Regions from separate parts of the Homo sapiens genome. Here region 2 is linked to region 1. Evidence: chromatin loops called from intact Hi-C (ENCODE). Cell type or tissue: PC-3. All regions are shown on one strand. Links, peaks and the distances in the headings refer to the core of each region. The heading gives the core; the rest is flanking DNA. Region 1 overlaps ERC1 (ELKS/RAB6-interacting/CAST family member 1). Region 2 overlaps ERC1 (ELKS/RAB6-interacting/CAST family member 1).

Evidence for each region. Peaks named below come from ENCODE experiments on the same cell type or tissue, not always from the same donor. Only the 100,000 strongest peaks of a DNase experiment are listed, where the experiment ranks them.
Region 2: a loop joins it to region 1, with 2.6 times the contacts of the local background. A loop is called at or near these places in 1 of 110 quality-filtered maps.

The regions. Positions count from the first base shown.
Region 1 is chr12:1,472,505-1,475,309 of GRCh38, reverse strand. The region is part of intron 18 of ERC1 (ELKS/RAB6-interacting/CAST family member 1); the gene reads right to left. Among named protein-coding and RNA genes, the nearest start is that of LINC00942, 27 kb to the left of the region's middle. RefSeq lists an enhancer at 1,799-1,868. In PC-3, for the core only: no CTCF peak of the experiment used is centred there; DNase peaks (open chromatin) are centred at 479 and 1,079; H3K4me3 peaks cover 1,500 bases; H3K27ac peaks cover 2,046 bases.
Region 2 is chr12:1,313,480-1,316,284 of GRCh38, reverse strand. The region is part of intron 15 of ERC1 (ELKS/RAB6-interacting/CAST family member 1); the gene reads right to left. Among named protein-coding and RNA genes, the nearest start is that of LINC00942, 190 kb to the left of the region's middle. In PC-3, for the core only: no CTCF peak of the experiment used is centred there; no DNase peak of the experiment used is centred there.

The sequences.
Region 1 (2,805 bases), core at 82-2,581:
AAATAAAGGAATAGATATTAATTCTGGGGAAAGGCCTCGATAATGTTCTAAAGAGCTATTTAAGTTCAAATTTGAAGCATGTCCAAACCAAAACAATCTGATGATACAGGCCCTTTGGTAGACAGCAGGGCACATAAACCATACAGTGTAGCACTCCACTGTGTTTAAAGTTCTTAAGGGATGGAATACGGGACAAGTATAGGATACGAAGGTGGCCTCTGGCAGAAATTCTCTGGCTTTTTTGTGTGTTGAATGTTATTAAAATGCATTCTGTTCTTAGTAGCTGTTCCAGCCCTCCCTGAACTCAGAGTAGTAATATGATTTCTAGAGGGACTTGAGCCAAGAATCACAAATGCAAGAGCAACTCAATCTGAATGCTCAAAGCAACACAGGCTGGAAGCGTATGCAGCAGAGGGAAGGGGAGAATGCCTCACCCTACCACTGTGCAGGGAAGAAACGAACGGAGGAAGCTCAGCAGAGCGGGAACATTTCAGAGATGAGGCTCTCCAAGCATATGGCAGACAAAAGCATGGTTACGACTGGCTACAGGGAAAACCACTCAGGCCCCCTTCCCTCTTTGAGTGTTAGGATAACTGCCAGAGAACAAGCTGACAGTCTAAAGAATAAGGAATGCGAGGGGGCTGAATGGAGAAAGAGAAGCAGAGCTGAGGGGCGGGCTGCTTGATTCAGGGAGACTGCCCCAAACATTTACCGCTCAGCACAAGTCATGATTTTAGAACAGAAACAACATTTTCTCTCTAGTAAAGATGTTAGAGAGAGCTACCAGAACTCCGTGAAATAAATTTGTAAAAGAGAAAATACAGTTAAAAGTTCTGTGGACTTGGCCTGATTTCAAGGTAAACAACTCTATTCATAGTCACAAAGCATGAGGTGAAAGGGAGGATGTATTGATGGGTATAAAGAAGGGACGGTTACAAGAGGGGTCAGTGAATGAATTCCTCTGTGGTTGGCAGTGACTCAGATTAATTCCTTTCTGCAGATGGTTTGGTGGAGGGCAGGAAATTATTCAGAAATGCCTAGTTTGGTTTAAGCAGACAAGAATCTAAACTTGAGGTTCTAACAGCTAAGTCCCAGGATGTGTCACAGGCCATGAGGTCTGAGCTGTAATCTGGCATGATGTTCGGAGCCTTTTGGAGCTGACAGATCAAGTGGAAATGGTGCTCGTCCTGGCCAGGTCTGGCCCACAAGCCCCTAACTTGAATCTGCAGGCTTCTTAGGAGATACGAAGACATAAAATAACTTCCTAGTTTGGAATTTCACACAACTGGAATAAATGGAAATGTATTTTGCCGTAAGAGCATCTATTGAATAAGACATAAAACTTACACAGTCAGAGGGATCTGGAATCCCTCTAACCCTCTACAATCCCTCTAAACCTCAATCTTTTTTGCCCAGGGATCTATTTTTCTACAGGCATCTGGTCACTTCTTGACTCTACAGAATCCCTTTAGCACTTAGTACCAGGGAAAACTAAAATTGCTCTTGAAGAATTTATCCTATGTTTATTTCCCACTCATTAAAGTTAACTCCAAAGTCCTCTTTCCTTTCAAGTCTGCACTTGCAGAGACTGTGCAAGTGGGCCGGAAGTGGTAATGGCTGTGAGGCTGCTGTGGGGACTTCTCCTTCTCCCTCCCTGTCCTTTTTTTTTTTTTTTTTTTTGAGATAGAGTCTCACTCTGTCCCCCAGGCTGGAGTGCGGTGGCGAGATCACAGCTCACTGCAGCCTGGAACTCCTGGGCTCAAGTGATCTTCCTGCCTTAGACCGCTGAGTAGCCGGGACTACGGGTGCGCACCATCACACCCAGCTCCCCTTCCTACTTTGTGATGAACTCCCTTGCCAGGCAATGTATGAATTTGTTTTTACAGGAAGGAAAGGCTGTTGCTTAGACCAAAAGTAAATAAGATGTTACTGCTCTCCCATAACTAACTTTGAACAAAATGGCATAATAAAAACGAGAGTTTGGGCCGGGCGCAGTGGCTCACACCTGTAATCCCAGCACTTTGGGAGGCCAAGGTGGGTGGATCACGAGGTCAGGAGTTCAAGACCAGCCTGATCAACATGGTGAAACCCTGTCTCTACTTAAAAAAATACAAAAATTAGCTGGGCATGGTGGTGCGTGCCTGTAATCCTAGCTACTCAGGAAGCTGAGGCAGGAGAACTGCTTGAACCCAGGAGGCGGAGGTTGCAGTGAGCTGAGATCGCACCACTGCACTCCAGCCTGGGCAACAGAGTGAGACTCCTTCTCAGAAAAACAAACAAAAAACAACAAGAGTTTGGCTCCATTCGGGTCTGTCTATCCAAAGTCAAAATTCCACTGCTTAACAATTTGATAGTTCACAGTCATCTCCTCCAGATTCAAGTGGTGATATAAAGGGACTTCCTCCTTTCTTTCCCTCATGATAGAAGATGAGATTCCCTGGATGGGAGGGAAACTCAAGTATGTAATTACTTTCTTGTATTATCAACAACACTTTATGCCTGGCATGTAATAAGTGTTCATTAAGTATTTACTGAGTGAATGCTAGCCATATGCCTTAGGGTAGCTAGATTTATCTTCCTTCCTCCCTCCTTCCCTTCCTTCCTTTTTTCCTTTTCTTTCTCCCTTCCTTCCTTTTCTCTTCTCTTTTTTTTTTTCTTTTGAGACAGGGTTACACTCTGTTGCCCAGGCTGGAGTGCAGTGGTGTGATCACGGCTCACTGCAATCTCTACCTCTTGGGCTGAAGTGATTCTCTCACCTCAGCTTCCCGAGTGGCTGGGACTACAGCGAAATGCCAGCACACCCCA
Region 2 (2,805 bases), core at 282-2,781, 160 kb after region 1:
TTAAGTGGAAGGTGGTTTAAAAAGCTTCTCATATATTTAATAGTGTTCACTGCTCAGTTAGCCTAAAAGTGCCCATTAGCTATAAAAAGATGTTTACCAGCCGGGCGCGGTGGCTCAAGCCAGTAATCCCAGCACTTTGGGAGGCCGAGGCGGGTGGATCACGAGGTCAGGAGATCAAGACCATCTGCCTAACACGGTGAAACCCCATTTCTACTAAAAATACAAAAAATTAGTCGGGCGTGATGGCATGCACCTGTAGTCCCAGCTGCTGGGGGAGGCTGAGGCAGGGGAATGGCTCACTGGAGGTGGAGCTTGCAGTGAGCCAAGGCTGCACCACTGCACTCCAGCCTGGGCGACAGAGTGAGACTCCGTCTCAAAAAAAAAAAATGTTTACCATTTCATACTGTAAATTCACGTTTCTAGAAATGATATTATTGTTATCAGTTTTGTAAAGTGATGAAACACCCATGATTCACTTCACTGTCTTTCTATGAACTCAATTATACCATCGGTCCCACCTTGTCTCTTCTTTCCTCTCTCTCGCTCTCTCTCTCTCTGGCTTTCTCTCTCTCTAATGTGCCATTCAGAAATAAAACTAGTAAAAAAATAAGTCTGAGAATAAATTTGGGAAGAGGCACAACTTCATGTTTTAAAATCCTGTAGATCCGCCCACCTCGGCCTCCAAAAGTGCGGATCCCCTGAGGTCAGGAGTTCGAGACCAGCCTGGCCAACATGGTGAAACCCCGTCTCTACTAAAAATACAAAAATTAGCTAGGCGTTGTGGCGGGCACCTGTAATCCCAGATACTTGGGAGGCTGAGGCAGGAGAATAGCTTGAACCTGGGAGGTGGAGGTTGCAGTGAGCCAAGATCACACCACTGCACTCTAGCCTGGGTGACAGAGCAAGGCTTCATCTCAAAAAAACAAAACAAAACAAAACAAAAAAACTGTAGAAAACTTCTGAATATGGGCTGGGCGCAGTGGCTCACTTCTATAATCCCAGCACTTTGGAAGGCCGAGGTGGGTGGATCACCTGACGTCAGGAGTTCAAGATCAGCCTGGACAACATGGTGAAATCCCACCTGTACTAAAAATACAATTAGCCAAATGTGGTGGTGCACACCTGTAGTCCCAGCTACTTGGCAGGCTGAGGAAGGAAAATTGCTTGAACCCGGGAGGCAGAGGTTGCAGTGAGCAGAGAGAGTGAGACTCCATTCTCAATAAATAAATAAACAAATAAATAAAAAAGAAAGAAAATTTACTGACTAAAATCCAATGAAGACAGAAGCAGAAGTCTTTATGGCATTAGACCATTTGGCAAGTTTCATTTGGAAATACTTCATTGACATAGTTAGAAAACTACTTCTGAAAGTTGGGAGAAGAGTTAGGAAGACTGGTTGTAGTAAAGATAGAGCCCAGAGGTAAAATAGACAAGACCAAAATGGACAGACAGATTGAAACAAAAATTAAGATATGAACAAAGAAATAATTTTTATTTTTAAAAGATTGCCATTATCTTCCTAATATAAGGTAAAACGAAAACATATTAAATGTTCATGGCTTAGATTTTCTAAAAGAAAAAAGCTTTGACAGTAAATTACATATTTACTTCTTAGAAAGCTTCACACAAATTACTACAGTAAAGAAAAAAACTGGCTGGAGTTAAAAATACCTTATGTCAATTTACCAGGGTCAATCATTGTGTGCTTGTCAAAAATTCAGGTAGGAAAGTTCCTCAAAGTAGAATTGCAGGGTCAAAAGTTTTTGCGCATTTTTTAAAACCTTTGATAAATACACCTAGTTGCCCTCGTTTACTACTTCAGACTATCTTTACACTCAAATACTTGTTTCTTTATATTCTTATTGCCACTGGGTATTACATCTCTGCTACTATGTTACATTTTTAGAAAGGAACTTTTTATTTAAATTTAATCTTCTTTTGTCATAAGTGAGGCTTAATATTTTCTTATAATTTTATTAGTCATCTGCGTGTATAGTTTTGTGAATTGCTTGATTATATTCTTTGCCTACTTTTCTATTATGATCAATGTTCTCATTTCATGGATGGAGAAACAGAGGCCCAGATAGGGTAAGTATTTTTCTTAAGGCTTTATAGTAAATGAATCACCTCTATGGAGTTAAAAATTTAAGGAACCTTCTCATCTTTCTAATACAATAGGAAATACTGATGAAGTAGACAGGATGTGGGTTAGCATGTCAGCAACATAGACTCACCATACCCTCCAGCCCATTATCACTACCACACACTTTAATTTAATTTAATTTATTATTATTATGTTTTTAGACAGAGTCTCACTCTGTTGCCCAGGCTGAAGTGCAATGGTGTGATCTGGGCTCACAGCAAACTCCGCCTTCCAGGTTCAAGCAATTCTCCTGCCTCAGCCTCCCGAGTAGCTGGGATTATAGGCACCTACCACCATGCCCGGCTGATTTTTGTATTATAGTAGAGACAGGGTTTCACCATGTTGGCCAGGCTGGTCTCGAACTCCCGACCTCAGGGGATCCGCCCAGCTTGGCCTCCAAAGTGTTGGGATTACAGGCATGAGCCACCGTACCCGGGCAAAAAAAAAAATTTTAGAATATTTAATACTTCCAGAAAAATACTGAAACGTCATAGGATAAATCAAAATGTTTTCGGTCTTTACATGTATTTTTTTCAATTTTTTGTACAATTTGATTTACATATGGGAGGTGATTAGCCTCTTTTTGGTGGTTGGTTAGTGCCTCTAAAGGTCTTATTCTAGCCTTGTAAGTCTATCTAGGATAGATAGAATTAAAGCAATAT